Regions from separate parts of the Mus musculus genome. Here all the other regions are linked to region 3. Evidence: chromatin loops called from intact Hi-C (ENCODE). Cell type or tissue: left cerebral cortex. All regions are shown on one strand. Each heading gives the region's core, and the rest is flanking DNA. Links, peaks and the distances in the headings are about the cores only.

What was found. A loop is a pair of places that touch in the nucleus more often than their neighbours do. Peaks named below come from ENCODE experiments on the same cell type or tissue, not always from the same donor. Only the 100,000 strongest peaks of a DNase experiment are listed, where the experiment ranks them.
Region 1: a loop joins it to region 3, with 9 times the contacts of the local background. A loop is called at or near these places in 3 of 42 quality-filtered maps.
Region 2: a loop joins it to region 3, with 2.3 times the contacts of the local background. A loop is called at or near these places in 2 of 42 quality-filtered maps.
Region 4: it touches region 3 in a loop (3.0-fold over the local background); 2 of 42 quality-filtered maps call a loop at or near these places.
Region 5: it touches region 3 in a loop (4-fold over the local background); 5 of 42 quality-filtered maps call a loop at or near these places.

What each region holds. Positions count from the first base shown.
Region 1 is chr9:26,545,375-26,551,738 of GRCm38, reverse strand. Gm30313 (a long non-coding RNA gene) reads left to right here and starts at 2,061. Exons shown (of 3, transcript XR_379203.1): 1 at 2,061-2,235; 2 at 3,477-3,605. In left cerebral cortex, for the core only: no CTCF peak of the experiment used is centred there; DNase peaks (open chromatin) are centred at 2,277, 2,425, 2,944, 3,119 and 1 more place; H3K27ac peaks cover 2,093 bases.
Region 2 is chr9:26,366,456-26,372,819 of GRCm38, reverse strand. It overlaps the pseudogene Gm19113. Among named protein-coding and RNA genes, the nearest start is that of Gm30313, 180 kb to the left of the region's middle. In left cerebral cortex, for the core only: no CTCF peak of the experiment used is centred there; DNase peaks (open chromatin) are centred at 2,698 and 5,040.
Region 3 is chr9:26,630,685-26,635,684 of GRCm38, reverse strand. No RefSeq gene overlaps it. Among named protein-coding and RNA genes, the nearest start is that of Gm30313, 84 kb to the right of the region's middle. In left cerebral cortex, for the core only: a CTCF peak has its summit at 2,209 (motif pointing right); DNase peaks (open chromatin) are centred at 1,474, 2,128, 2,584, 3,044 and 2 more places; H3K27ac peaks cover 2,629 bases.
Region 4 is chr9:26,118,660-26,125,023 of GRCm38, reverse strand. No RefSeq gene overlaps it. Among named protein-coding and RNA genes, the nearest start is that of Gm39312, 89 kb to the right of the region's middle. In left cerebral cortex, for the core only: a CTCF peak has its summit at 2,816 (motif pointing right); DNase peaks (open chromatin) are centred at 1,533, 1,886 and 2,830.
Region 5 is chr9:26,730,758-26,737,121 of GRCm38, reverse strand. B3gat1 (beta-1,3-glucuronyltransferase 1 (glucuronosyltransferase P)) reads right to left here and starts at 3,314. Exons shown (of 7, transcript NM_001310766.1): 1 at 2,945-3,314. It overlaps Gm48393 (a long non-coding RNA gene), which reads left to right and starts at 4,239. Exons shown (of 4, transcript XR_003948112.1): 1 at 4,239-6,104. In left cerebral cortex, for the core only: no CTCF peak of the experiment used is centred there; DNase peaks (open chromatin) are centred at 1,964, 2,186, 2,845, 3,550 and 3 more places; H3K4me3 peaks cover 3,105 bases; H3K27ac peaks cover 2,978 bases.

The sequences.
Region 1 (6,364 bases), core at 812-5,811, 85 kb after region 3:
TTTCTTCTGTAATATTTTGTCAGGTTGTTCTGTTCAGCTGAGCAGGTGGGGCACCTGCCTGGGACACCTGGCCCTGAGGACTACCCTCACAGATCATCTAGAGAAACCCTTTATTTACTAATTTAAAACAAATTTGAGGATCAGAGAGGTTTGTTAACTTTGACAGAGTCACAGAGCAGGTTAATGCAGAACCAAGTCTATAGCAAGGTGTCTCAACACCTGGTCAAGTGATGCCCTGTGCTTCAAAACCCCTCCTTAATCCCAGCATGAGATGTCTTATCACTGAAAGGAGTGAACCATGAAATTATTAGAACAGTTCCACTAAAGCAGCAGACCTGGAGCCGTTAGAGGGTTTCCTGTGTAGTGCTCTCCAAGGTCAAGTTCAATGCACAAAACACTTATTAACCTCAAAAACCCTGGGAGAAGTCTAGCTCCAAGTCTAAACCATGAAAAAAAAAAAAAAGCTGCTCTCCCAGAAATAAAGTTGAGCTAAGTTAGTCAGAGAAGGGAAGAGAGGGAGGGCTCCTGTCCAGCTGGGAACCTGTTTCTGTCCACTGATTTGGTATCTGTTCTACATCTCCATGACTGATGGTTATTGGTTGGTTTGTCATCTGATCATTCACTCTACTTTTTGTTATTACTTCCTTACTGTCTCCCACTCAGGTAATCAGGCTGTGTTCCCATTTCATGGTAGCAGTAGGCTACATTTTCACAGAAGCTAATTATTTACGTGTTTAAATGAGATGACTTGAAGCCATTGTATGGGTGTCCTGGTTCCTCGTGTCTATTGGCTCTTCCAGATGAGAGTTCTATGGCCATCTTGTTTGTAGAATCCCAGAAAGAAAGAGATGCTGGGGAAAGAGAATGAGCCATGCCAAGAGGCCTCTTGTGTCCTAGAGGATTTTGCAGTAGAAAAGGAGGTCTGTGGTAAGGGTGGAGCTCTGTGGTGAGGATGAAGATCTATGGTAAGGATGGAGATTTGTGAGGGAGATGGAGGTCCGTGGTGAGGATGAAGGTCTGTGGTATTGATGGGGGTCTGTGAGGGAGAGGTCTGTGATGAAGAAGGAGGTCTGTGGTGAGGATGAAGGTCTGTGAGAGAGATGGAGGTCTGTTGGGGAGATGGAGGTCTGTGGTGAAGATGGAGGTCTTTGAAGAGAATGGAGGTCTGTGGTGGGGATGGAGGTCTGTGGTGAGGATGGAGGTCTGTGGTGGGGATGGAGGTCTGTGGTGAGGATGGAGGTCTGTGGTGGGGATGGAGGTCTGTGGTGGGGATGGAGGTCTGTGGTGGGGATGGAGGTCTGTGGTGAGGATCGAGGTCTGTGGTGGGGATGGAGGTCTGTGGTGGGATGGGGGTCTGTGGTGGGGATGGAGGTCTGTGGTGGGGATGGAGGTCTGTGGTGGGATGGGGGTCTGTGGTGGGGATGGGGGTCTGTGGTGGGGATGGGGGTCTGTGGTGGGGATGGAGGTCTGTGGTGGGATGGGGGTCTGTGGTGGGGATGGGGTTCTGTGGTGGGGATGGAGGTCTGTGGTGAGGATGAAGGTCTGTGGTGGGATGGGGGTCTGTGGTGGGGATGGGGGTCTGTGGTGAGGATGGGGGTCTGTGGTGAGATGGAGGTCTGTGGTGGGGATGGAGGTCTGTGGTGAGGATGGAGGTCTGTGATAGGGATGGAGGTCTATGTTGGGAATGGCAGTCTGTGGAGGGAATGAAAGTTGAATCAATGAGGTAGGCAGCCACAGCTGATCATGCTGGTGATGGAGAACTTGGCACAGCAGTTTCAGAGGCAGCATGCATAGTGGGAGGGTCTGAGTGACCAGACATACAGCAATCGTGTCAGGCTGGTCTGTGACTTGGACAAGGAAGGCCACCTTCCTCAGTTAGAACAGTATGTGTTCTAGTGTACCTATAGGTAAATTGGAAGACCTATTTTAAACCAGGGATTCTCAGAAAATCAGGCCAGGCTGATGCTATTTTTAGACTGTCTCTTGGGTTTCTGCAGAGTGGGAGGGGATTCTATGGATACAGCTGAGTTTCTGGCATCATTTGTCATGCATAGGCTGTGTGACATTCTCCAAAGCTCTCCACCTCTCGGAACCTGCATTATTATTTATCACAGAGATCTTGATGTTTCAGATGACTGTGAAGATCAAATGGACTCAGGTGCTGAGAGCTAATGAAGCCAGCTGGGAGCTAACCTTAATATCTGAACTGAATTTTTCAAAGGCTCAACTGAAAAGGTAATTCTTTGATTTCATCTATTAAAAACATCTGCACTTTCAGTATGCACCCTCTGAGATATTCTTTCTTTCACTGAAGTCAGGGATTCAGGGAGCTGAGGAGCAGAGCAGCCTCATGGGCCCAGTCTAAGCAGCCCTTCATATCCCTTTCATATGGGACGTGCTCAAACAGGGCTGCTGGCCAGAATGGAGCTGAAGCCCAGCATGGCTGGAAGGAAGCCCTCTCAGTCCTTTTTCATGATACTCACAGGAGACAGATGGAGCAAGGATGGAGCTGAAAGCAGCAGCTCAGCCTTCCTCTACACCTAAGGAGGTCACCTAACCCCGCCCAAATTGGGGATGCATGGTGCTGTTGATGAAGAGGAAAAAACGTAGGGAAAAGCCCGTTATGTACCAGTCTCAGGCACAGCCACTCACTCACTCACTCACTCACTCACTCACTCATACAGAAACTGCTGACCAAGATATACTGTGTATAGGGCTGGTTACAGGGAGGTGATGCTAAGATAAAACTGGCTACTTTTCTTTTTCTGGCAAAGCTGCTTTTATGTTGAAGAAGTGTGCTGTTCAGATATGGAACAGAGGATACCAACCCCCAATCTCATTGACATGGTGTTATAAAAATTTCATCTCCAAATTCCCAAACTGGTCTCTTTAACCAGATAGCTGAAGATAGCTAGGAGGACCTGGAATGGTTTTTTGCTGTGAGTGTAGGCTGTGCATTCACAGAGTGTTTCTGTGAGTATCAGTGTGGTGTCCCTTAGGATGCTACTGGCTTCCAGTGATTCAAGAGTCATTCTGCAAGGCCTGAGAGGGACACGAGGAAGTGAAAGTACTTCAGTCAAATTGTCGATTTCTGCTGAGCCTGGTAGCATTTGTTTTTAGCAATCTCATCTCCAGTAACCACAACTGAAGTCCATGCCAGCACAAGGGCTTTATGCCAGCTCCACCCTTGTCCTGAGAAATTCCCTTCACAACAGGGATGCAGATATTAATAGCAGCAAGCTGGTTAGATCTTAGCGCTGAAGAGGGATAAGGACATTTCTACCCCAGCCCTTGAGCCTCACAGCACAGAGTAATCCTACCTCCTCTGCCCAGGGCTTTTTTCTTTATACAGACTGCTATGTAGAGTTAACTGTGACTCTTGCTCAAGACGCCCATTCTGAAGTAAGAGAGATAAACAAGCCTTGATGGGGGAGGGGAAGAACTTGGTGGAATAGAAGCTTGTTTTCACTTTACAGAATTGGAAACATCAGCCCAGATGGAGGAATCTGAAAATCTTGTTTCCAGTGATGTTGCACACTGGGGAAGGTCAGACAACATTCTAGACATAAAGAGGCTGTGTGCCTCACATCCCACCAGCTAAGAAGGTACCCCCTTTTCATTAGTGCTTTTCATTCTATTTATAACTATAAAAAATTAGCTAGAAAAACATCATGCACCTAGTCACCTGCTGGAATAGCTTTGGACCGGCCAGCCAAGCCCCATTCATAGATGAATCTCTGAAGCACTAGACTGAGGCTGTGGCTCAGTGGGTTGGGAAACATGGAGAAGCATCTTTGTACTTCCAGGGATGACGGATACAGATCAGTGTGCCTTCCCCACAACTGCAGAGCCACCTCTGTCCTTCCTTGTAATGTTGCTTGTTCCCTGGTGCCCGACGAATGGTACAGATGCTGTCATAGATTTTTGTTGTTGGTGGCACTGATGCAGAGCAGTCATCAGGAGCATACTCTTGATTCCTGAAGGTTTGAGTCCTATCCTTGCTCTTTTCTGTGTAGTCTAAGCCCAGAGATCCATCTTGGAATGGGCACAGCTTACCCTCTCCTGTCCAGAAAGTTCATGAGCACCAGGAAAAACAGTAGAACTCCTCAAATGTACTATGTTTCTCATTTTCTGAGAAACCACCTGAGTATTTGTGATATATGCAGAGCCTAGGGCCTCCCAAGACCTTCTCCCTCACCTTCCACCCCCCCCCCCCACCACTCCATTTCTGCAGGTATTACCTGACACCTCACACACAGAGCTCTTCAGGCGAGTCATCTGCATTCATGGTGGGAAAGCAGTGTCCTTCAGCAATGACCGACATTCAGTGTCTTAAATACAAGCCCTGGAACCTGTGCTTATGTAGATTAAGAAAAAAATAGAGGCTCTGATGAAGGTTAATGTTTGGATGATGACCACAGACTATTTAAATGACCTCATCTAGTCATGTTAAGCCTTTAAACTGAGAGAAGTGATCCAAGCTCTGGTTAGAGGGTGCCATAGGACAGTAGAAGGGTCCCAGCTATGACACAAGAAGGGCCTGACCTGTGGATGGGCTGGTGTGAAGATGGAAGAATGAAGAATGTGAGTGGTCTTTAGAAACTTCAATGGCAAGTGGTAGGTTTGACCCTAGTGCCTTTGGAAATGGTATAGGACACAGTGAACCCCAAAACCTGTTTTGACTCCTGGCCTTCTGTACTGCTAGACAACAAATCTGCAGATTCCAGCTGCCACGTATGTGGACGTTTTTTATAATAGGGATAGGAGAAGACAGACCTAAAATATGTGACCCAGAATATTTTGTTTATAAGCTTATTTGTTTCAGGAGCCTTTATTTCCTAGTGTTGCTTTAGGTTCCCAAAACAATTGAGTAGACGATACAAGATTTCCCACGTGTACCCGTCCCCACTTGTAGCGCTCCTCCACCTTCCACATCCATCAGAGTGGCTCAGTTCTTTCAGCTGAAGAATCTGTTTTGAGTTCTCATTTTCACCCAGAACTGGAAGTTCACTTTAGGGCTCACCTTAGGGATGTGCATTTCATGGGGCTGGAAAATGCTTAAAGACTCATAGAGTACTCTCATATTCAATTTTGATAGCCGTGGTTTCTCCATGTGCTAGCATAATGGCTAGGTTAGACACTCTGAGAACAGCTTCGGGCCACTGAGGAATGGTGGCGTTCACCTGTTTATTCTATGAATAGGAAAAGCTTTCAAAGTCATAGACACTCATTGTCTTGCTGACCAAGAGCGCTCCAGAGCATCTGTTTCTGTCCTCAAGTGCCCAAATGGTCTTACGTGGTATAAACATGGCACAAGCTGTATTATAATGCATTCAATCATATGCTTCTGCATCTATTCATCAGGATTAATTCATTGCAGCTGGCTACTTGAATGGCCGGGCTTAGTGTGGGCGAAGGTGTGAACACACAAAGGCAGAGACATTGTCCCTGAAATTAAGTTCAGATTCCAGTAACAGACAGGGAAGCTAGCACAATGTGTTGCACCAATTTGGATCTAATTAAGCAAATATCTCTGTGGGGGAGTTGAGGAAGTTCAAAGAGGGGTGAATGGAGCTTCTAGATCAAGTGGGAGTTTGCAAGTAAAGAAATGTAGGGAGGCAAATTGAGACGGGTGCTGGTGAGCATCCTGCCACTCAGATACCCTCCTGAGACTAGTGAGCTCCTTCAGCCTAGACACCTGCCAGAGACTAATGCCGGTGACGAGCCTGTAACCTAATTGTCTAAATACTTTCTCAAAGTCATCCATCAACCTCCCAGGATGAAATGAGATTTTCACTTGTCTAACTTCTCTTTGGACTAGGGCATCATGGGTTCATGACTCAACCCCATCAACAGGATTGGCAGGGAAACATATGGAGAGTTTGGTGGAAGGCATTGCTTTTTGATAAGCCTGTTGTGGGGAAGGCATTGTCTTTCTTGAATTCTGATATATATATATATATATATATATATATATATATATATATATATATATATATATATATTGCTGGGAATTGAATTTAGGATCTCTGGAGGAACAGTCAGTGCTCTTAACCACAGAGCCATCTCTCCAGAAGACTTTAGGCAAACACCAGGAAAGATGGCTTCCATCTCCTAGGGCTGTGGCGTAGAGCATGGTACAGGAGCCTATGCTTCTGCCTGACTTTTCCATCTACCTGGCCTCGGGCCTGCATCCTGCACCTGATGACTCAGAGGCAATGACTGTACATGTAGTTTGTCACTTTCAGTGTGTGAGGTGGGAAGGTGAGACGATGAAAGGCAGACTTGTTGACTCCATGCCACACATTGGATTTATGTGTCAGCACTTAACTCATGGTGGTGCTACATGGCTAAAGGAAGGGTA
Region 2 (6,364 bases), core at 731-5,730, 260 kb after region 3:
GAACCAAGACTACCAGCCCAGAGATGTTCCCCCCACAAGGGGCCTTTCCCCTTGATCACTAATTGAGAAAATGCCTTACAGTTGGATCTCATGGAGGCATTTCCTCAATTGAAGCTCCGTTCTCTGTGATATCTCCAGCTGTGTCAAGTTGACACAAAACTAGCCAGTATATGCACTTATGTATTTTTATTGTTGAGCAATTCATGACAATATTAAAATGAACAATTTGACTCGATTAAAATGTAAATATATCTACTAAGAAAAACTATTACGAAAGTATACAACAAATGTCAATAAGACACCATCAAAACACTCGGTACTTAAAAAATATTTTTGACAAGTAAACAATAAAAAGACAAACAACCCAGTGAAAACAGTAAAACATTTAAATAGACACTTTACTAGCAGGGTGTATTAATTGTTAAGAAGTGAAACATATACATTATAAAAGACCACTATCAAATTATTCAAGGAATGTTTGAAAATGAACAGAAAGTAAACAGAACATCTAATTACAAAATGGATCAATAATCTGAGTAGATTTCTCCAAAGGAAACACACAGATGGAAAACAAGCATGTGAATATTTCTCAACATCAAAAGTTAATTAAAACACAGTGGTGACCTAGGACACAGGCTATGGCTTGAATGTGTCCCTTCCAAGACCAGATGTTAAGGTGAAATGGCTAGTGTGATAATAAATGGTGACAACTTTAAGAGGTGACTCACCCATAAGGAATTCTTCCTATGAACAGGATTAAAATTATTGTGAAAGAAGTTTTATGGTTTTCTTTCCTCCTCTCTCTTTCTCTCTCTCTCTCCCTCTCTCCCTCCCTCTCTCCTTCTCTCCCTCCCTTTCCCTCTCCCTCTCTCTCTCTCTTCTCCCTCTCATTCCTTAAAAAAAAAAAAACCTTTTCATTGATATTTGGTGATTTTCACAGCTTGCATCCCAATCCAATTTATCTATTTCTTTGTATCTGCCCTTTACCAATGAAACTTCCCCCACAAAAGAAAAGAAAATAAGAATTAAAACAACAAATAAAAACAAACAAAACAAAACAAAGAAATAAACCCCAACCTTGTCATGGAAGCTGTAATGTGTAACAAAGTATACCCTTTTGTCCACACCTATGTTCATTGAAATGTACAATCATTGTCTGTATCAAGGCCTCTGGATACTGCTATGCTATTAATACCAGTTCCCCACAAGGACTCTAAAAATTCTGTTTTGCTCTGTGTCATAGAGGTCATACAGCTTTGGGTTTGTAGAACTAGTCCTTTCATGCACTTCAGCAGATCCTAGATGGGGTAGATGCTGGGGTGAGTCAACTCCAAGCGCTCTACCTGAGCCTGGAAGTTAGCTGAGTTGTTCAATCTGCCAGCTCTTCTGTGCCCACATCTCCAGCTCTTCAGACTGCCCCAGCTAGTTCACACAGTGGACCAGCTAGCAAGGGGTAGGGTCAACTTTCCTGCTCTACTGTTCTCTGGGAGAGCTCACACCTCCCTCTATCACCATAGCCAGCTCTACTCTGCTGCCAGGAAAGGGGTGGGGCCCACTTTCCTAAGTGTAGCAGTGAGAAAGGTACTATACCAGCTCTCCTGCTCTCATGGACCCAAGGCTATGTGAGAGTTGGGGAGGGCTTCTGCCCTGGCGCATGCCAGCTCACTGGTAGATGAGTGGCAGGACCAGTTCCCGCACACCTTCTGGCTAGTACAACACAGCACTACTGCCACCAGGGTCAGCTCTACTGTGCTGTCCAGGCAAGGGTCAGGGCCTGCTTCTAGGAATGCTGCGGCCAGGGAGGCATGGGGACAGTTCTTCAGAGTGCCACAGGCAGTGCTGGGCAAGGCTAGGTCTTCACAGTCTTTGGACATCAACATGGTCTTGGGTAACACTCCACACCAGAGATGTCCACATGACCTGTGGTGGTAATATGAGGCACAGATATTCACCCATGCTGTTCCATGGCTATGGACCTGTGCTGACACCTGAGGACATGGTGAAACCCCAGCCCATGCTACCACTAAGAGCCATGTCTGGGTCCATGTGTAATTTTTTAACTTTCTGTTTCCTACTGAATTAGGAGTGATCTTTCCTGTTTTCAGATATCAGGAGTTGCAAGGCATAATCTTGGACATAAAGAGCATCATTCTTTATACAAAGTCAACTTATTAGCACTGGATCTTAGACTTCTCAGCCTTAACTATCCGTAAGACGTTCTGTTATTCATAAGTTGTGTAGTCATGGGTATTTTGTCACATCATCACAAGATGGACCTAGACAAAATCTGTTAGTTAAAATCTAACATGTTGACATCAAATGCTGGGAGGATATAGGCAGTATGGGCAGTGCTCATTACTGCTGAGAAAATGGTGTGAAATGGTGCAGCCACTTTGTAAGATGGGAAGTATTTTTGCAGTTTTTTTTTTTTAAATACAGCTTAATATATTCTTATCACTATCTAGCATCCATCATACTCATTTCTATTTACCCAAATGAGTGAAATCTTGCATTTAAACCAAAGACATTCACAAATAACATATTTGAGCTTTACTCAACATTACAAGAAGAATAAAGCTGTGCTATGAATGTGTCCCAATTTGAAAGCTCCAATCTCCTGAGTGATGAAGATCACTATATGAATTAATCAATACGATGAGTCATGGGAGGGAACACATGCCTGTAGAGACTTTGCAACACCAAAGTTGGCAAATACCATGAATTTGAGACAATCTTGGGCTGCATATTCTGTAGCAGGACAGCTATGCTGCACAGTAATATCCTGTCCTTGAAAACTACACACACATACACACACATACACACACAGACACACACACACACACACACACACCCCTAAAACAATAAAATGGAATAGAAATAAACTAATTTGTGTCTGTGTGTATAATTTTCTTTTTACATAGTGCATCTAGGCTGCATGACTGGCCTCAGATGTATAGGTGCAATTGAACCCCCTGTTTCAGACACCTAAGTATCAGGGACTACAGTGTATGACAATGGGTTGCTTAGAGTTGGTTGCTTAGAGTATTTTATGCTACTTAAAGAAAAGAAATTACAATTGAGAAAACAACTCTCTCTCAATGACATGTAGGAAAATCTGTAGAGCATCCTCCTGGTTAATGCTTGATGAGAGACGACCTAACTTATGGTGGGTGGTGCTACTCTTGGGTTGTATAAGAAAGAAGGCTGATGGCTGTGCTATGTCTGTATTGAAAATTATTAAATTTAAGAACTGGAAACACATCATTTCATGCTCTCCTGTATTTTAAAGTTTCTGTTGAAAAATTTACTGTTATTTTTGCAGACTAGCCTGTGTATGTAACTTTCTGTTTCTCTCTTAATGTTTCTAATATACTTTTTTGTTTTGTATATTAGCATGTTTTTTAATAGAAGAGGAGAGATTCTTTGCTGGTGTTCTCTGTTTGATATTCTAAATGAGTCCTGCATTTGTATTGGCACCTTTTCCCTAACTTTGGGAAATTTTCTCTTATGATTTAAATAAAAGTTTCTCATGCCTCCAGAAAAACAAAAACAAAAACAAACAAACAAAAAATAAATAAAAAAGAAAGAAAGAAGGCTGAGTAGGCCAACAAAAAAAAGTGTTCCCTCATAGTTTCTATCTTAGTTTTACCTTGGATTCCCTGAGTGCTGCAGTATGACGGAACATGTCAGCCAAATAAACCCTGTCCTCCCCAAGTTGCTTTAAGTCTTTATCACAGCAATAAAAACTGAACCAAGAGAGCAACTAAAGTTAGTTAAGTGTTTTCTGTGTAAGCCAAACAATTCCACAGAGGCATGCTTATTATTTTCAACCAAAAGATTCTGGAAAACAGAATAGTGACATGCAAAAGAATGAAAGTGGGCTGTTGTATTATATCATTTATTAAAATTAACTAAAAATTGGTCCAAGACCAAGGTCAATGTATAATAGTCTTAGAAAATAATGCAGAGGACTCTCTTCCTGACATTGAACATTTGATTTCTTGAGTATGACATCAGAAGCATAGTAGTTAAAAAAGAAAAAAAAATTGAACTCTACTGAAATCAATTTTTTTATATATAATCAAAAGATGTTATCAAGATTTGAAGCACAGGACAGCAGGTGCAACCCCAACTTTGGAGCCAGATACTGAGTCTACGTCTGGGTACAAAGAGGAAAAAGAGGAAGATGAATTGAAATGCAGCCTGGATGAGAAGGATGTGACATCATGGGCTGTGGCATGAAGGTACAAGAGCATGGGGCCAAGATGGAATCAGCAGTGAAGGCACAAGTGAGAAGAATGGGGATGAGGACTGTGTCTTGACTTCTTCTGGGAGGGACTCTCTTGGGAAATGCAAGGAATGAAGAGAGCATCTGGAGTAGCCAAAAGAATATCTATAAAGATCTATGATAACCTAAAACCAATGCACCATTGTTATAAATTCACACGTGAAAAAGAAAATGGAATAGAAATCCCATAAACTCCTTTGTGTGTGTGACCTGAACAGGCTGCTGCAGTTAGAATGAGAGCTGGCTATGGTAAGTGATAGAATCCTATAAGAAGAGACAGTTCTTCCCCTTAAAGAACTCCTGCTAGGCTTACTGTATAGAAGCAAGTCCCTAGGTAGTGTGGTCCTGGAACATATTAACAATCTCTGTGAGACAGCCATAAAGGACTACAGCTGTACTGATATCTGTATAGGGTATATACAGACCTTAGTTGTTGGCTGGGCCAGAAAGGTAGCCTGGAGAGAGGGTTTTTTGTTGTTGTTGTTGTTGTTGTTGTTTTTTTTTTCTGTGCTTAAGAGAAAAGTTTGTGTCATTCCTTGATTTACATATGTCCAAGTACAGTGCCATCTGGGAGGTTTACTGTGAGACTGAAAGTGCCTACATAGAAGCTGCTTAGCTTGAGAAAATCTATATTCATGTCCAGTGACATTTGGTGATACCACACTATGAAATGAAATTTGCATAGTGTGAAGACTGGTCAGAAGACCTAAGAGCACATTCAGCCATCCAGAACTATATAAACCCTGCAGCAGTTGAAAAAAAAATACCACTAAGACATAGTTTTGCAAGCTGAGGTTCTGAGGTTGGCAGAATGCCAACTACATATATTTTGAAACGAAATGGATATATCTGCTTGCATTCAGTTGATCTTTGAGTATGGCCTGGTTAAGAAATGCCTTGGCCCACACTTAGAGACTACTGACAGTACCTAGATGGAAAGCTGAAAGTAAATACTTCGGTTTTCTCTATTCACAGCAATGCCACTGGTAGAAACTGTTCCTGGACAAAAATATTGTAGATTTGGTATCTCTTGACATTCGTAACAAATGAAGCTGATCATCAGATGACTTTTGTGGTCTTTGGGAAGGCTCTGGATGCTGGCTTCATCTAGGCCATTGTATATGGGATTTGGCTGGTTTACTTTGATTGCCTAAGGGCTGATTCAAACAAGACTATATTAAGGAGAGTTTTGGTTTATTTCATCCAGTCTTTTTGGGGTATCCATCTGCTTCAGAAAGTTGAAGGATATTTCAATAGTGGAGTTTCAAGGCTCTTGGTAAGGCAGAATTGGATCAGGACTGAGGCTCAACTGCACCTTAATGTGCAAGAACCTCAGAAACGCAGGGACAGCAACATGACCAAAGACCAAGAATGTATAGCTTCATTGTTATACACTGAAAGAATGCTCAGTGTGACACAGAATTGCTAGAGGTTCTACACTGGGTGGAGAGGACTCATCCCCAGCATGTCTGTGAACTGTTACTCAATATGGAGAGAATAGAGTCAAATAAGAAGACTGAGATGTGGCTGGTCTGAAAACTGAAACTCAACTCATGTCCATGAGTTGATAATGAAGGGAGATATTCCTCGCCATCAGAAGAAAAGATCAAACAGAACAACACTGACAAAATAAAAGAAAAGACCAGACATCCAAATGAACAAAGAAGATGAGATGGATGGGGCACAGGCAGGGAAGATGAAACAAAACTCCTTCGGAAATATTCAAGTGTGGAACCCCTTCCCAAGTATGAGGAGGAAGTGACTTATGCAAAGTGAAATGTACCCAAGGAGGTCCCACACTAGCAGAAAATTTCCCTTTTTAGTATACTAAAGGAATTCTGAAACAAAAAATTCTATTTTTCAAAGAAGTTAGAAGAAATTGTTGAATTAATATAGGGAGAAGCGCCCGCTGGTGCTGGTAACACAGTAGGGGATGTAGGTCTGGGCATAGAGACAAGAAAAGTGGGGCTCACATGTTCCAGAGTCATTCAGAACACATGATCATTATCTTGGTTGGTCTCTTTGGAGCTCCTGGCAGAACATACAGGTTTGTTACATGCAGTCATGAGAACAGTA
Region 3 (5,000 bases), core at 1-5,000:
TGTCACTTTTTCATTATTTACTAGTGGGGTCATATCAAGCACCTTTTTCATTCTTTCCTTCAGAAGTAGCCAGCTTCTGGAGAAGCAATGTTTTCTAGTAGCCAGAAGGACTGGTTCTCTGGAGCTGGTGAGCCACTGTAGGGAAGTTTTTGGCTTGCTTTCCCATCTGGGTGATGAATGAATATGTATCTCATTCTTCAAGTCTCCTAAAGAGACAGGCAGACACACATTGTCAAGAAAGCAGCTTGTGGAGAATGAAGCAAGCTGAAGAGCTTGCACCAAGCATATGGTGCCTCCTCCATTCCTTCTGGCATCAGGCTCTTTGGGTGGCTGGAAGGAGATTGGCACTTAGTTTTGTCATCTGCAGCTCACCCACCTCTGTCTTAAAATGGTCACAGTGCCCACAGGTTGAGAAACAAGCCCAGAGTCTTAAGGGCATTCCTAAGGATCATGGACAGATCTTCCCTGACCTTCCCTTTTCATCGTGGCTCTTCTCACTTGAGCCTGGGAAAATAGGCAGGAAGCATGTACTTCTGCCAGGATTTGTTGTCTTTTCCCTACATACCCTAACTGTTCCTCTTAGCTGTTAGCCAATGCCCTTGCTGAGTTCCTTTACACCATCACTCCCTGTTCTCCAGAAAGACGATGTTAGCCCAGAACTGTCTGGATACATATTCCTGTTGCAAAACAATTCAAAGGCAAAAAGAAGACATCTGTGGCAGGTGCTCTGAGAAGCACCCTTACCTCTGAGAGTGTTCAAAGGGCCTAGGAGACAGACCCACAGAGACCCAGAGGGCTCCTAGAGATCTGTTCTATGGCATCCTACTTTGGCCCATCTGAAGGCAATGACTAACAGAGAACTACAACTTGTGGTTTTGGATTCTTCTCAAATTCGAATTAGACTGTGCAATCTTGAAAAAAAAGTCATCAGTCCCGAGAGCTCATGGGAAAGCAGGAGATTACCTAATTTTGTTTTTTAGTCACTAACAGAAAACTATAGGCAGGGTGAATTACAAAGGAGTTTATTTCTCACAATATTGGGTGCTCAAAATCTAAGATGAAGATGTCAACATCTCTTAAGGGCTTTTTTTTTTTGCTCCTTTATAACATGGTGGAGGACATTGCATGCTGAGACCAAGAAAGTATGATAGCACAAGTCAACCTTCCTTTTCTGATAAACCCATTAATATTATGATTAATATGAAGATAAGACCATCCTGTGTGTCATATCATAACATGGTGGAGGGCAACACATGGTGAAACAGGGAAAGCATGATAGCACAAATCACCCTTCCTTTTCAGATAAATCCATTTAACGTTCATGGCAGTGTTATTGTTATATTTTCATCTAGCCCTAATTGCACCCAAAGGGCACAGCTCCAGCTTCCATGAACATATTAATTTGACGACTATGTTTTCATGACATGGACCTCAGAAATGGGAACATTCAAGCCCCGAAGGTTGTAGCATTTAACTGCAGAAACAACAGAATGCTTTGCATGTCTCATGAGCATGCTGGACCATTAGGTGGTCAGAGATTGGAGTGGGTGAAATCATCATCTTAGAAATCTATGATGTCAAAACTCACAGCAAGTGTGGCACTAGTCATGGATTTGAGTTTACACCTGATATTGTGATAACCATGGGATAGTTTGGAGGATTAAATGAGATAGGGACAGGACTTGGAAAGTATGAAGCTATGATGTATTTGTGATAACTCTCAATAATGACTAATACCTCGAAGGATTACATGGGGGCCACATGAAACATACCTGTGCTTATTATGATAGTGCAATAAGCATTCATTTGCAGAAAAGCTGCCAATAGTAGTATTACTATAGGTGTGAAACCTGGGTTGAATTGACTTCAAATCCCCATCTGTAAAGTAGGACTAGTGCCTTCCATTTCTTCCTTGTACATCTATCTAGTATACATGAATACTTTGGGGGAAATGTGATTTCAGCAATAAGATATTCCCACAGATATACACTCTGCCCTCCTACACCTTTTAAAATAAGACAGAATCATCACTCTGCCTCCATCAGAGAAGCAAAGAAGACAGAAGAGTAAGGCACATTGCCATCTGGAAGGAAGGAATCTTAATTAAGAACAAGAAAGGGAGGGTGGCAGAGAGAACTTAGCTAGGTCCACATGGAGGGAGCCTGTGGGGCTCATGAATTTTGAGAGCACTGGGGCACAGAGCCTGTTTTCCCACCAGATGGCAGTGGGGGCTCCAGGGAGATAGGACCAACCCTCTGGTAATGCCCTGAAACTTTCTGTGGCAACTTCACTGAAGTTTTGTGGTGTGTCTTGAGCTCTTTAGTACGGCGATGTGGCATTTGCAGTGATGACTTTCAAAACAGGGCTCCTGGACCAAGAACATCAACACCACCTGGGTACTTATAAAAATAATGTGTATCTCTGAGAGCTGTTACAGATGTCCTGGAGAAGACACACATTAGGTGGGGTTAGAATTCTGTGCCTTATAGATTTCAAGAGGTCATCAAGCATACCGGCGTTTGAGAACCTTTTGATTATTGCAAGAAATGGTTGTGGACATCTTCCAAGTTGTCAGGTGGAGCAGTACTAACATCTGCCTTGCTGCTTCTCAGCGTGCAAAGAGCTTGAGCGTGGGTGCTAGACAAGCCTAAATTTAAATTCCAACTTAGCTCTTCGCTGCTTGCAGAGTTTAGGGAAAGTTGCTTTCGTGTTTTCTCATTTCTAAATCTAGGTAATAACACCAACCCTGGGGGTCATTGTTAGAGTCTGAAGTAACATCTATGATAAAGGTTCCTATTACAAGACAAGAGAGCAAACGAGAAAGCCCTCTATCATCCCTACCTCCTTTCCCACCCCACCCTCCAGAAATTCTCATAATAACTTGCCTATAATAGATGATTTTCATAAATAAAATTTATCTGAAGCATCCTCAGGGCTTGCCATCTGCAGCGGATTCCAAAGGGATCATTCATTGTCTTTCTTATGTTTCCCAACAGACACTGAGCACATTGAAGAGCTGCAGTGGGTGTGGAGAACATACTTGAACAATCAGAAATGAATGACTTGTAAGGCTTCACAGCTTTTCTTCCCCTGTTTGCCTTTCTATATAGTAATGCATATTTTCTAAGCAACATCCAACCCAGGGTGGTGAGACGGTTCAGTGAGTAAAAAGGGCACTTACTGTACAAGCCTGGGAACTTTTCACTTCACTGGAAATCACACAGAAGGAAAAGACTGACTCTTGACTCCTGACTCCTGAAAGTTATCTGACCATGCCATGGCATAAGCACTTAAACACACACATACACACACACACACACACACACACACACACACACACACACACACACACACACACACACAGAGACAGAGTCAGAGAGACACAGAGAGAGACACACACACACACAGACAGGCAGACAGATAAACACACATCTCACAAATATAGTCAGATACACACACACACACTAGAGAGACAGAAAGACAGAGAGATACACACATACACACACAAACACACACACAGAGACAGAGTCAGAGAGACACAGAAAGAGAAACACACACACAGATAGGCAGACAGACAAACACACATCTCACAGATATAGTCAGATACACAGAAACACACACAAACACACACACACACACACACACACACACACACACACACACACACACAAACTGGCCTGATGGAGAGAGTGAGAAATAACATGACTTCCAGAGAAAAGAAAGTCAGTTTTCCTTAAGGTTGTAGGCCTTGATAATTTCATAGTGCTCCAGCAGACACAGTCACATCCACAAATATGTCATTTAAAGCTGTGGACTTGTGGATAAGTCTTAAAAAATAGAGTTTGTTGGGAGGGGTTTGTGGTTAATATCTGTAGGAGTTAGGGAGAGCAATAGGCCTGAATATGGTCAAGATACATTGTATGCATGCATGAAATTCTCAAAGAATAAACAAAAATAGTGTATTTAAAACTAAACTAAAACCTTCCAACTCAGACATGTAATCTTGACTGTCAATAAGACTGGATCTAGAATCTATAGCATTTCAAGCTGCTGAGCACACCCGGGAGGGACATTCTTGTTCAGATTATTTGAAATGGGAAGCCCACCCTATATGTGGATGGAAGTTTCTGGTAGTAACTCAGATAAAAAGACGTTAAGGATGGGAATTTTACTTTTTGTTTGCTTGCTTTCACTGTCACTGGTGAGTTGATCTATCCCATTGCTCTGGCATTCACTTGATGTTACTAAAGCCAGTTTATTTCAGGTTTCTAACATAGACAGAAGACACCAGCCATCCAGGAATTCTCCAGGCCTTCAACACCAGTTAAGGATGCTCTCTGGCAAGACCTTATTGGTGCATCACAGCAGGGACTCTCAGAATTTTGGAGCAAGGCTCTCTCAGACAAGTCTTCCTTTGAAAGATATTGCTTGACCTACTTCATGACCTTGATTAATACAATACTACATTTTTGACAATGGGTCAAAAAGTTACCATGTGAGCTGAGCTGCCCACCCATCAGCTGGCTGTTATCTAACTTACCAAGATATAAAGTGGATTCGACACAGAAGTGATCAATCATCAAACAGAAGTATATATACATGATTAGGCCCAAGCAGGTCAAATAGGTACAAACAAGTTACATTGAGAATTTCCCAAAATGCCTATGGTTCCTACTCCAGTTGCAATGTTTTCTGCTCCCAGGTTTCATCTATGGCCTTAGGGTGTGTTTTCTATGATCAGTTAATGGAGGAAAAGAAGACTAGGAGCAGGCATACAGATGGTTTGTTCTGTGCATATGCAGGAACCATTCAGAAGTAGATAGCTGCAGCATTACAGGCAATTTCTGTAACAATCCTGAAGGACAGTGATGAAGGAAACTTCACAGTGGGAATCACTTTGCATGGTCATACAGTTTTCTTGGAAGGAGAAGTTGCCAGATGTGATTATATACTGATTCATGGGCTATGTACAATGGTTTGGTTAGATGGTCAAACACTTG
Region 4 (6,364 bases), core at 713-5,712, 510 kb after region 3:
TCAGTGTATAAAGGTATTAGGGAACCTTCCAAAGGTTTCGGAATAGAGTCTTCCATCTCTGCTGATGGCCGCTCCACATAAGACTAAGAGCAGCTATATATGATGTTTGAACAAGAGTAGTCATCAGGAAATATCTTCTTCATTTCTATCTTTCAGAACCTAGACTATCTCAGAGTTTATTTTTTCTTTGTTTTTATTAGATATTTTCTTTATTTATATTTCAAATGTTAACCCCTTTCTCGGTTTCCCCTCCAAAAACCCCCTATCCCATCCCCCCTTCCCCTGCGCATCAACCCAACCACTCCTGCTTTCCTGTCCTGGCATTCTCCTACACTGGGGCATTGAGCCTTCATAGGACCATGGGACTATCCTCCCATTGATGTCCAACAAGGCCATCCTCTGTCACATATGCAGCTGGAGCCATGGGTCCCTCCATGTGTACTCTTTGGTTAGTGGTTTAGTTCCTAGGAATTATGGGGGTACTAGTTGGTTCATATTGCTGTTACTCCTATGGGGCTGCAAACCCCTTCAGCTCCTTCAGTCCTTTAGTTCTTCTATTGAGGACCCTGTGCTCAGTCCAGTGGTTGACTGAGAGCATCCAACTCTGTATTTTTTAGGCGCTGGCAGAGCCTCTCAGGAGACAGCTATACCAGGCTCCTGTCAGCATGCACCAGTTGGCATTCACAGTAGTATCTGGGTTTGGTAATGATATATGGGATGGATCCCCTGGTGGGGCAGACTCTGGATGGTCTTTCCTTCAGTCTCTGTTCCACAGTTTGTCTCTGTATCTCCTCCCATAGGTATTTTGTTCCTCCTTCTAAAAAAAAACCGAACTTATCTCTTCTTTAGCCAGTGACTCCATGTCCCCTAGGTTCATCAAGTACTTTTTATCATGGAGATCAATTACTATATACTCTCATCACCAAGAGAAATCTATTAGGGGAATTGTTAGGAATTTGAGATTAGGTAGTTTAGATTTCATAATTGTATGTAGATGATGAAAACATATGTTAATGTTCTTTATGTCAGTAGAGATACAGTCAGCAACTCTTTCCCGTACATGTACCCTCAAATTTCTAATGAGGTGTTTTTCCCCAACATGATATCTTAATTGATTATTTAGGAACTTTGTATAATGCACCTCTGTCATATTTGCTTTCTAGTCCTCCACAAACCATAGACATTCACATGGGCCCTGGTCATCTAAATGCTATGTGGCAGCATCACAGACCATGGATACCAGCACATCCCCGGGTTATGGATACCAGCATGCCTCCAGAGGCAGCATTGACCTTGTTGACTTTTCAAGGTGTTTCTTTGGAAGTTGCCTGGTGAAAGGGTATGTGACATTTTGCTGAAGTGGATCCTCTAGAGGACACATGATGTTAAGAAAGTGTATAAGCATAACCCAACAGAGAGTGAACAACACTCTTGGATTGGTTTGCTTTGCAGCTCTTTGCTGGTCATTTTTGGGCCTCACTGATGCTGATCTTCACTGACAATGATCTTACGTTGCTGTGCCTTGCTTTTCTGCTGTTTCATGCTGCTTCTTGGACTAGTGCCAATCAGCAGATCTTTGCTATTTTTTCTGGATCAAGATGCTGCTACTGATTTGTGTTTGCAGTTTTCTAGTGGACTGGACTGCTGGCAATGAAGGTTGCAATCACCTCAAAGAACTATTTCTAAACAAATCCACAACCCCCATTTTCTGTTAACCTTTCTTTTCTCTTACCAGTGGTAGGAAGGGAGCTTGAAGCATTAAAGAATCATAATTAAAGTAGGTTTTAAAAAATTCTAAGCCTACAAACAAAATTAAAATATATATGTACTTCTACCAGAAATAAGTATGCTGTTTCCTCAGAAAAGCTAAAAATAGATCTACCATATGATCCAGATTTACCATTCTTGGACACATGCCCCAAACATTCAATATCTTACTACAAAGATATTTGCCCACCCATGTCCTCTGCTGTCCTAATCATAGTAGCCAGGAAATGTACCTAGCCTAGATGTCCATCTCCTGATGAATGGATTAAGAAAATGTGGTACATTTAGACAATGGAATACCACTCAGCTGCAAAGAAAAATGAAATACTAAATTCACAAATGAATAGAAGGACCTGAACAAACATTCTGAGTGAGGAAAGTCAGACTCCAAAGGACAAAAGTAGCATGTTTTCTTTTTTGTTATTAGTCATTTTATTCTCTTACATTTCAAATGATATCCCCCCTCCAGGTTTCCCCTCCACAGATCCTCCCAATCCCATCCCCCTCTCACCCCTCTCATTTGCCTCTATGAGGGTGCTCCTCCACCCATTCACCCACTCCTGCCTCACGGCTCTAGCATCCACCTATGCTGGGGCATCAAGCATCCACAGGACTAAAGGCTTCCCCTCCCATTGATGTCAGATAAAGCCATCCTCTGCTACATATGTATCTGGAGCTATGTTTCCCTCCATGTATACTCTTTGGTTGGTAGTTTAGCCTCTGAGTGCTTCAGGTGGTCTGCTTAGTTGACATCATTCTTCCTATGGGGTTGCAATCCTCTTCAGCTCCTTCCGTCCTTCCCCTAGCTCTTCCATTGCAGTCCCAGGACTCAGTCCGATGGTTGCTTGTGAGTACCTGCATCTGTGTTGGTCTTTTGTTGATAGAACCTCTCAGGGAACACCCATACCAGCATCCTTTCAGCAAGTGTTTCTTGGCATCAGCAATAGTGTGGGGGTTTGGTGTCTGCAGATGGGACAGATCCCTAGGTGGGGCAGTCTCTAATGGCAGGTGTGGGTATTACCTTAGAAACTGGATAATTGGGTTTAAATACAGGTCACCAAACCAGCAGATGGCAGCATGGGACTTTCAAGGAAGAAGAGATGGAGTACAAGTGTTGAGAAAAAGGAGTAGAGAATAATAAAGCAGGGAGGGTTGGTTGGAGATATGAATGAGAGCATGGGATCAAGTAGAATTTGTATGTGTGTGAGCAAATGAACACTAAAGACCTTTGAGAAAGTTAGGTAGAAACGACTGCTGTATAAACCCGCTACTGTAGAAGTTTCTTCAAATACATACATATAAAGAGTTGAAATGGAGTTACCTTATCATGGGGGTGGGCAATACCCCTCTTAGACATTTCAGGCTAATAAATAAGAAACCCAGTGCCAGAAAACATGTATGACTTGGAAATTCTGTCCATTCTGGCTAAGTTTCACAGTGTTGGAACTTACTACCCTCAATGGTAGAGGAGAAAAGTAATTACAATCCAATCCAGCTTTGTAACCTGACAAGATACGGCTACTGGTGTGAGAGTGGAATGATTTTTTTTTTTTTTGTTTTTTGTTTTTAAAAAGACAGTATTCCTGTTTTATTGTTTTTAATATAATCATGTTTATCATTTATAGGGAATAGTTCTAAAAACATTAAGTCAAATTGCACTATTATGGAATTTGAGACTAAGTTCTTTACAGAAAACTTATTTGTTCAGAATTAATTTCAAAAAATGTTCACATGCTTCACATTTAAAAATGGATTGTGAATGTAGCTCAGTGTTGAAGTACTTGATTGGCCTATATCTAACTTTACTTAAACCCTAGCATTGAAAAGTAAAGTAAAATGAAAGTTTAACTTTTGAGAGTGGAATGATTATTTTTCATGGTTTCACATTTATGTCAATAGCTAAGCAAATATGCACACACATATGTACATGAAAATACATACATAGAAGTTAAGATACAAAGAAAACATAGTAAAACACTAAAACTGGCAATCTAGCTAAAGAGTTTGGGAAAGTTCATTGTACTGCCTAGCTACTTTTCTGTAGATTTGCGATTTAATTTTACTTTTTCAAAATTGGTTATTGTTTATATTGTATTTATATTTCAAATGTTATTCCCCTTGCTGATTTCCCCTCTATAAACCCCTTATCCTATCCCTTCTCCCTCACTGCTTCTGTGATGGTGTTCCCCTACCTACACACCCACTCCTGCCTCACCACCCTAGAATTCCCTTACACTGGGGCGACAAGCCTCCACAGGACTAAGGGGATCCCCTGTTATTGATGCCAGATAAGGTAAGCCTCTGTTACATATACAGCTGAAGCCATGGCTCCCTCCATGTGTACGCTTTGGTAGGTGTTTTAGTCCCTGGGATTTCGGGGCGGGGGGAGGGGGGCTCTGATTGATTGATATTGTTGTTCTTGATACGGTGTTGCAAACTCCTTCAGCTTCTTCAGTCCTTGCCCTAACTCCTCCATTGAGGTCCCTGTGCTCAGTCTGAGAGTTGGCTGTGTGCATCTGCATCTGTATTGGTCAAGCTCTGGCAGAAAGAACCTCTCAGGGGACAGCTAGCTTTGGGATTTTAAAAACAAGAACACAGATTTCAATAATCATATGAAGTAGTTAAGAAGTATATACTGTTTATAGGTAGAAACACTGGCAATAAAGTAATATATTAGGATGAAGGAATTATGGGAAGTGTGAATGTTGGATTTTCCTTCATACTTATTGTTGATATTGTCTACACATTTTTTTACTGAGCATATAATTCTAAACTTGGGAAAGATTTAGAAAATGAAAAGAAGTATATAAAAATTTAAACTATTTATTGTTTCTTTGTGAATTTCACATCATGTATCCAATCCCATTCATCTCCCCATCCACTTTATCCATCTTCCACCCTTCAACCTCCCGCACAAAATAAATAAAATAAAATAAAATAAAACAGAATAAAATAAAAACAAAACAAAAATCATCATGTTGTGGAAGCTGTAGTATGTCACTTTGTGACACCCTTTTGTTCACACATCTTGCAAACGTTCATTGCAATAAATCATTGGTCTGTTTCAAGGCATCGGGCTTGTGCTATACTGTGAATACTGGATCCTCATGGGGACTCCTCTTGGAGATCCTGTTGTTGCCCTGTGTCATAGAGATCCTGTGACTTTGGTACTGATAGATCAGCCCAGTGACATGACCCAGAAGATTACAGATGGAACAGGTGTTGGGGTAAAGTGGGATGAATTTTATGGGGCTAAATAATCACTTTCTAATTTGATTTAGTTCAAGTTCCATAAGATGAAAATCATGCCTGACGCCATTATCTCATGCAAGAACCTGTGGTGAGACACATCAGAGACCCTAAGAAAGAACTTACTACTATTTTTCAGAGATGTGGACATACTATTAAGCCAACTCTTAATTACTTATTACTAAGCCTATTGATTAGAGCATCTCTCAGCCCTATTCAGAGAAGCTTTCTTTTGCAGTACATGGTTTTTAGCATAGAGATTTACAACTGGTCAATGTGCAGAGAATAAAAGTAAGATAACAAGAGATTACAAAGTGCTCAGCCCTAATGGTACATCTATATTATGACCTCTCAAGGCTCAAGGATTATTATAGAAGGGTAGAATGATTGTAAGAACCAGAGACATTAAAAGACTACAAAAAACAATTTTCTGAACATATCAGGGTTAGTTGCATGTGTGAATTCACAGCAGTTACAATATCATGCAATAAATCTGTGTAAATCAAGTCAGGTAAATTCCAAAATTGAGGAGGAAGGTGGTCAGGAAGCCCCATTCAGAGTGAGGACCTATTGGGTACTGATGGATATCGGGCAAGAGAAAGGGAGTTTTCTTCAAGGATTCAGAGCTTAACAGGCTGTCTGTGCTCCAATATGTGGTTCTAAACCTGTACTCATACTGGCACCGGTGAAGAGAAAAATAAGAACACATTAAATTGGGACAGAATACCAACAGTAATCTTGAAGAGTAGTTGGAGTAGAGAAAAATGGGCATTGGACTTGATCAAAATACATTGTATGCATTATGAAATTCTCAAACAATAAATATAAATATTAATAAAACAAAAACTGTGTAAATCACCACCTGGTGAAAACAATTTGCATTCAGAGCTCAAGAATCTTTGAAGAATACAAGTAGTTATAAGCTACGCTCCACTGGTCACAAAGAATTGCTGTTCAACTTAATGTGGAGAAATTTGTGTATATAAGGATTATTGACTCTATGCAGTGGTGTATAGAAATTACTGAGAACAATTACTGTCACTGAACATATAGGATACACACCAAATATGAAATAATGTAAGAAGGAAGATGACATCCTTGTTTTGAGTTAGTTCTTAAGTAAGTGGAGGAATAATATGGAGAGGAGCCCACATGATAAAGTACACAAATCTAGGTCATCTAAGGGTTAAGTGAAGACCAGAGCCTCAGGCACCCGGAGAGCTGAAACCAGAAAGTTGTCCCACAACTGGAAATTTCTCCTCTTCTGTTGAACAGATGAACTACTCTCATTCCCTGGAAGGAGAGTGAGAGTAAAAAATGCCAATGCCCACTTCTCAGGGAGAGTTGA
Region 5 (6,364 bases), core at 804-5,803, 100 kb before region 3:
CGGGGCCTGGGACACAGTAGGTACTTAGAGTCTCTGCAAGTGGACTGAATTCTGGGAGACTTCTGACCATAGTCACCTTTCAACATAGGTAGTAAAGTGGTCATAGATTTAATGATTATAAATCTCAAAAAATTTAGGTAACCATTTGCTGATATTATGGAATGATTAAAATAAAAAATCACTAGATATGAAAATATAATTATTGCTGTTTTTCAATGGAGCGATGTTTTGGGTAACTTGGTTCTGGATCAGGAAAGGTAGGGTCCAATTCAAAGTTGGAGGTTAGATTAACATAGGTTAAGAGGAGGAAGACCCAGATACTGGGAGAATAGGGGAGGGAAGGAGAATGTATAAAAGATATAAATGAAATTAACATTCATAGCCCTTATCCTTAACAGTCTAAAAGGATGTTACTTCCCCAATTTATAGACTGTAAGAAAAGCATGTGTTAAGAGGACTCATTTTCGTCAAAATCCATTTAGCTGGGGACAGATGTACTGACATGAAGGACCCCAGCAAGCCCTTATAGAGGTCTTTCACCTCTGGATCATGACTATGTCTCCTAGCTGGTCCTTGGGGGATTTCTAAAGATCTGCTCATCTGGAGCCCTGACAAGAAGGATGATACACACGACAGAGGCTTCTCTCCTTCTTCCCTAGGTGTCAGGCTTGCCCATACTCTGCCTCCTTCTCTGCCACACTACATGCCAGGTAAGAATGGCAAAGGCCAGAAGGAGAACAACCCTTCACACTGGGTGATGCCACAGCAGGTGGCTCTCAATAGTTCTGGAGCAGTTTGCATTTGATTACATGACCTATCCATGTTGTGAGCCACCCTTACTCCATCAGAGTCTTTCTCAGTAGACAGTCCACCAGCTCCAGTGAGGGGCCTCCCCCAGGAGAGGATGATTGGTAAAGTTATGGTGTGCATATTTGTTGAAGAAGACTTGCACCTTGTCTAAGGCTTCACTCTGTCTCCATCTCATTGCCTCTCCTAGTCTCTGATTTCTCCTTTCGCTGAAGCCAGGCCTCTCCTACAGACAGAGAAGCACTCAGGAATCCTTATTCTTCTCTTCTAGCTACATGCTGCCACTGGACTCCCTGGCCTAGAGCCTGGCTCTTTAGTCAGCTCACCCTCTTCCATATTTCATCCTTATAAAAATCTCATCATTCTGGGCTCCATATCATGAAGGCACAATAGACTCGGTCCTCCCTAAACATTGTGGGGAAAATTCAAATCTAATAAAAAGCTTGAGCAGAAGTGGGCGTCTTCCTCTGGGCAGCTTGTTCTTTGCTACAGGCTCCCATCCTGTAATTGGGTCCCCTTTAGTGATTTTCCTGCCCAGGGTTCAGGTGGAGCATTCAGTAGCACCTCACCCAGAAAGCACATGCACAGATCCAACCACGCCCACAGGCACAGGGTGATCCCTAAGCCCTTGGAGAGCAGCTGTACAAATGGGAGCAGCAAGACAATGGTCTCAGTGCCAAGTGCGGGTATGCATGCATTCATTTCCCTGGTCCCATCACCCTCGGAAGCGTTTTTTTCTCTTTTTGAAAGGGGCAGAGAGGAGACAGAATGCGAGCCCAGGACCTTGGCAGATCCTGCAAGTGAACTGAGCAGAGTGGGAGGCTTTGCAAAGGTTTCATGGCAAGGATCTTTGTCTTGCATGAACACAGAAAGGACTTGATGTTTGGTTCAATAGTGCTCACCAACTGAGCAGGTTCTAAAAGGAAATGCCTCCTCTCTGTAGTGACTCTTGACAGAAAAGGGAGATGCTAAGGACAGAAGACTAGAACAACAACAGCCCTACACAGCTAAATACCCACCTCAATACCAGTCACTTGTGAAGCCCCGTGCTTGCCATTTACACACACACACACACACACACACACACACACACACACACACACACACCACATGCACATTATTTCTGTGTCAGGCATATGGATAGCTGTCTCGTTCACTTGCAACTGTATGCCAGATAGTCCAAGATCGAGATTCTGCTGGGCACTCCAGCTAAACTGGTCTCCGTAAAGAAGTACCACTCAAGCATGGGGGAATCCACTGTCAACAAAAAGCCCTGCTCAAGGTCCTGTGCCTTTAGAAATCTGGGGGGTCATCTCAGCTCCACCTTCTATAAGCTGTCCAGTGAGTGCACTAGGACTAGATCCGGCTAAGAAAGTGGTAGCTCATGAAAACCAAGTTCCTGTAGGTGGGTGGGGTGAGTTGGGAGTGGGTGGGCTCTTGACCTGAGCTGCTTAAGAGGAGTCTGACACTCCGGTTCCCTGGGGTGCGGGATCTGATACTTTTTCCTCTTACTTCACATCTCAGTTTCCTTTTCTGAACTTGTATGATCAAGTGCACAGAGGAAGGTAATGACCTGGCCCTGCCTCCTTCCGCTTTACTGCACTGAAGGTCTCTAAGATTCACTGTCACTTTCCACATCTCTTGGCTCCCAGCACCCACAGGAAAGATGAGCGTCACTTGGTTCCCCTGAAAAGAATTAATTTGTAAATGTCCAGGAAAGACAGAGAGATTGGGGTCCCTGCCGGTGAGTAGGGGTGCAGCTAGAGCTGACCCCTTCTCCTATAATCCTATGGGCCACTAAGAACCACCTGCTGAGGTGGCAAGGGACAGAAGAGCTAAGAGAAAGACCAGTTGTTAGAAGACTCAGAGAACCAGTTCTTGCCTTCATCCTAATGGAGCGGGGCAGGCAGCATCCGAGCTTTATTTCCTATCCTCTCAGGTGCAGGCCCTGCCAGCCGGCCCTATTTCCCGATGGATGTTCCTATTTTGTGCAACACACACACACACACACACACACACACACACACACACACACACCGCGCGCGCACGCGGGCGGACATGGCGTGGGTACTGATGGGGACGCATAAAGGGGCTCTGTGCACCGCGGAGGTGGGGGCTCAGGGCGCCGGACACTGACCTGCGGCAGCGAGTCCATATCGTCCCTGGCGCAGTCCATAGCGGGTGGCAGTCCTATACCCTGGCCCCAGCGACCCAAGGCTGCTGCCCTGCGATGCGCGCGCTTCTCTCTCGAGGCGTTCTCCGGTTCCGTGCCCTCGGGGGCCACTTCATAGCCGCGGGCCCACTCGTCCGCAGCCCCGGCCGGCCCGCTATCACGGCCCCGCTGCTTCTGGGCTCAGCCAGGCAGCGGCCAGAACCCTGGAGCGCGCAGGAGGGCGCGGGTGGCGAGGCGCGGGGCGGCGATCGGAGCCCCAAGAGGCGACGCGCGGGCCGGCCGGGCCGGGATGGCTGGGCGCGCGGCCGGAGCCCAGCCGAGCGGGCCAGCGCGTGGTGCCCTCGGCGCTGGCGGCGGCGGATGCGCGGTGCGGCCGCGGCTGTGACAGCGCCTCCCGCCCCGCCCCCACGCACCCCGCCCCCGCGAGCGCGAGCTGCCGGCGGGACCCGAGCCACTCGCGGTCCGTACCAACCTCGCGGGCTGAGGCGGGGGCCGACGCTGGACCCCCTCCTCTAGCTTGGTATCACCTCCCTGCTCTCTCCTCTGTGGCCCTCCCTCTGGGGCGTCTGGGACTTCGTTTGGATGCTGGAGTGGCCTCGGGCGGGGCCCAGGGCACCCCAGCTTTGGCTCGAGTGAGAGCGCGCCCGCCCTGCCGGCACCCCCAGCTCACCCGCCTCCATCCTTCAATCCTGGCTGCTCAGGCCCCTGGCTTGGCAGCTTCTCTCAAAGGGCGATTGTTTCCGGGCTGGGATGCTGAGGGTTTGGGGGTTGCGGTGGGGCACGGTTCTGCGGGACTAAGACACTGAGCTGGAATGAGTGCGGCTGTGAAAGAGGGTGCGGCCCCCAGCTTGGCTTCGGGCAATCCGAAGTGGATACAGGGTTGTTTGTATGGGTCGGAGGTAGGAGTCCCCAAGGAGCCTGCCAGTGGGGCAGCCCCACCTGTGGGCACTGCTTCTTTCTTTTAAGGATATGCCAAAATGTTGAGGGTCACTCTGCTTTCCCGCCCCCCAGCACTGGGCATCTAACAAGGAGGCAGGAGGCACAGTCTGGTGCAGAATGAAGAGATGGCCAATGTGGGTGGGCAGGCCATCCAGGAATTTCTAGGTATTGGGGGGCTGGGATGCTGGGATGCTAGGATACAGGGAGTTTCTCTCTCTCTCTCTCTCTCTCTCTCTCTCTCTCTCTCTCTCTCTGTCTCTGTCTCTCTCTGTCTCTGTCTCTCTCTCTCTCTCTCTCTCTCTCTCTCTCTCTCTCTCTCTCTCTCTCTCTCTCTCTCTCTCCCTCTCTCTCTGCCATGCAGTCATCCAGTGGGAGATTTCTAAATGCTATTGTCTACTTGCCAGAGCCTAAGATGCCATCCATGCACCTTCAGGTTTATATTGCTGATAGTCCTCACTGACACCTGTGGTCAGGGCCTTCAGCTGTGTCCTCTTCAAAACTCCAAAAGACCAGCTCCACCGCTAGGCATTGCTGGGTTGAAACGTACTTTATACTGTGGGCTGAGGCTGAGCCCACAGCTCTTCACCATCACCTCTGCCTATCAGGATGAAGCCTGGTTCTCCTCTTGGGTGAAGTTGAGTGGTGTAAAGGCTCTAGAATCAATTCTGTTCTTCAAGGCTTTGAGGTTAGGTAGTAGTCACAGTTTACAACATCCCATAGAAAATACAGAATTACTGTCTCTAGAGAGAGGCTTTCTCCAGACTCTTCTCCCCTTACTCCATACCAGGGAGCCCAGGGCATGCTGTCTTGCTGCATCTCCTTGAGGAAACCATACCACCCAAAATTACTAAGTGACAGGGCAGAGATGATCTTGGAGGCTGATTCTTACCAACAGGGAAGCTGATGCCCACAGACAGGAGCATCCATGTGTGGGGTCACACTCACTCATATCTCTGCCCAGGATGGTGCCAAATCCCCAGGTTGGGGATTCAGGACAATGCTGGAATAATGAATGGGTTAAAGGCACTACCTAAGTGACCTCTGGGCCTGTCTCTTTAGTAATAAGACAGGTTTTCGGTAAGCCGACAGGATCTTGTCTGGTCCCACAGGCTTCGGCCAGCAAATGTCCTCTGGTTGTTCTATGGGGTGGCTTCCCCTCTAACTTCTCTAGCCTGGCATTCAACCAGATGGAGCAGGAATGGTTGCAAGTTTTATCGCACCATTCTTGTGAGAACAACAGTGATAATAAAACCCCATTCTGGAAACATGTCTTGAAAGTTAGCCTGGGGCTGTTTATGGTATTTTTTTTGTATTTATAAAGCCAACTTTGAAACCATAATATGATATTAAAATTAGCATGAGAAGGCTCAGCGGAGAGACCACAGCCTGACATTTATTTGAAACTATTCTACAGGTATGGACCCAAAGATACATGTGTATCTATGTAGATGCAACATGTGCCCAAAATACAGATACATAAGTTACCACAATAAAACCAGTGCAAACAAATAGTGTGCATTTGTATACATCATGTGTATGTGTGAATGTATGCACATACCTGCCTGCTCCCACCTGGATACACCCACCAGTCTTTATCAGGGTGCCGAGCCATAGTTATCATTTTTCTGTGTTCTTTGTTAGTTGAAGGGCAGCAGTGTTTCCATTCCACATCTGGATTTCTTGCATCCCTACAACTTGGTCCTTGTTCCAAACATCTGGAGAAGCTCCTAGATCTAGGAGCTTTGAATGTTGCATCTCTCTTTATTTTCCCCTCCTCTGAAGAGTAAATAGCCCCTCTTCTCAGAGGCTCCCAAAGACTAGCACCAGAATGTTTAGTATGCAAGCCTTCTGGGACAAGCTGTTATATGTTTATTGTGTAGTTAAGAAGGACAGGAGCCCTGCCCCATCCTCTGATTTTGGCACAGTTTCCAAAATCTGAATCTCAGAAGGATCTCATAAAAGCATCACCTGCAGTGTAAAAGCTAAAAAAACATCTGGGACTAGATCACCTGTGCCCAAATTTAATACGACTAGCAATTAGTCTTGCTGGCTCATTGTTCCCCTAGCTGGCCCTTTGCTTGGCTCTCTTTCATCAGTAGCTTTGTTATGCTCCAGGGCTGCCATTGGTGGTTTCTTTTCAGGCCATCTTTTTCTTCTCAGCTAACTATGCAAGGAACTAGAACAGGTAAGCCATGTTCTCACCCAGGTCTGTGCCCTACCCTCTCAGCTGTCTGATGGCTGGGGCCCCTGTTTTTAGGCAGTCACCTGCTATCCCTGCTCTTACATTGGGACTCATCATTAGTGATTTCGCTGCCATGAATGGACAGGCCCAGTTAGGAACCCCTCATTCCCCAGTGCATGAGCTCAGCTGTCATGGTTCAGGCAGGGGCATATAAATGTGTGCATGACAACCAGGTGCACCCTCACCAAGGAATACAGTGGAGA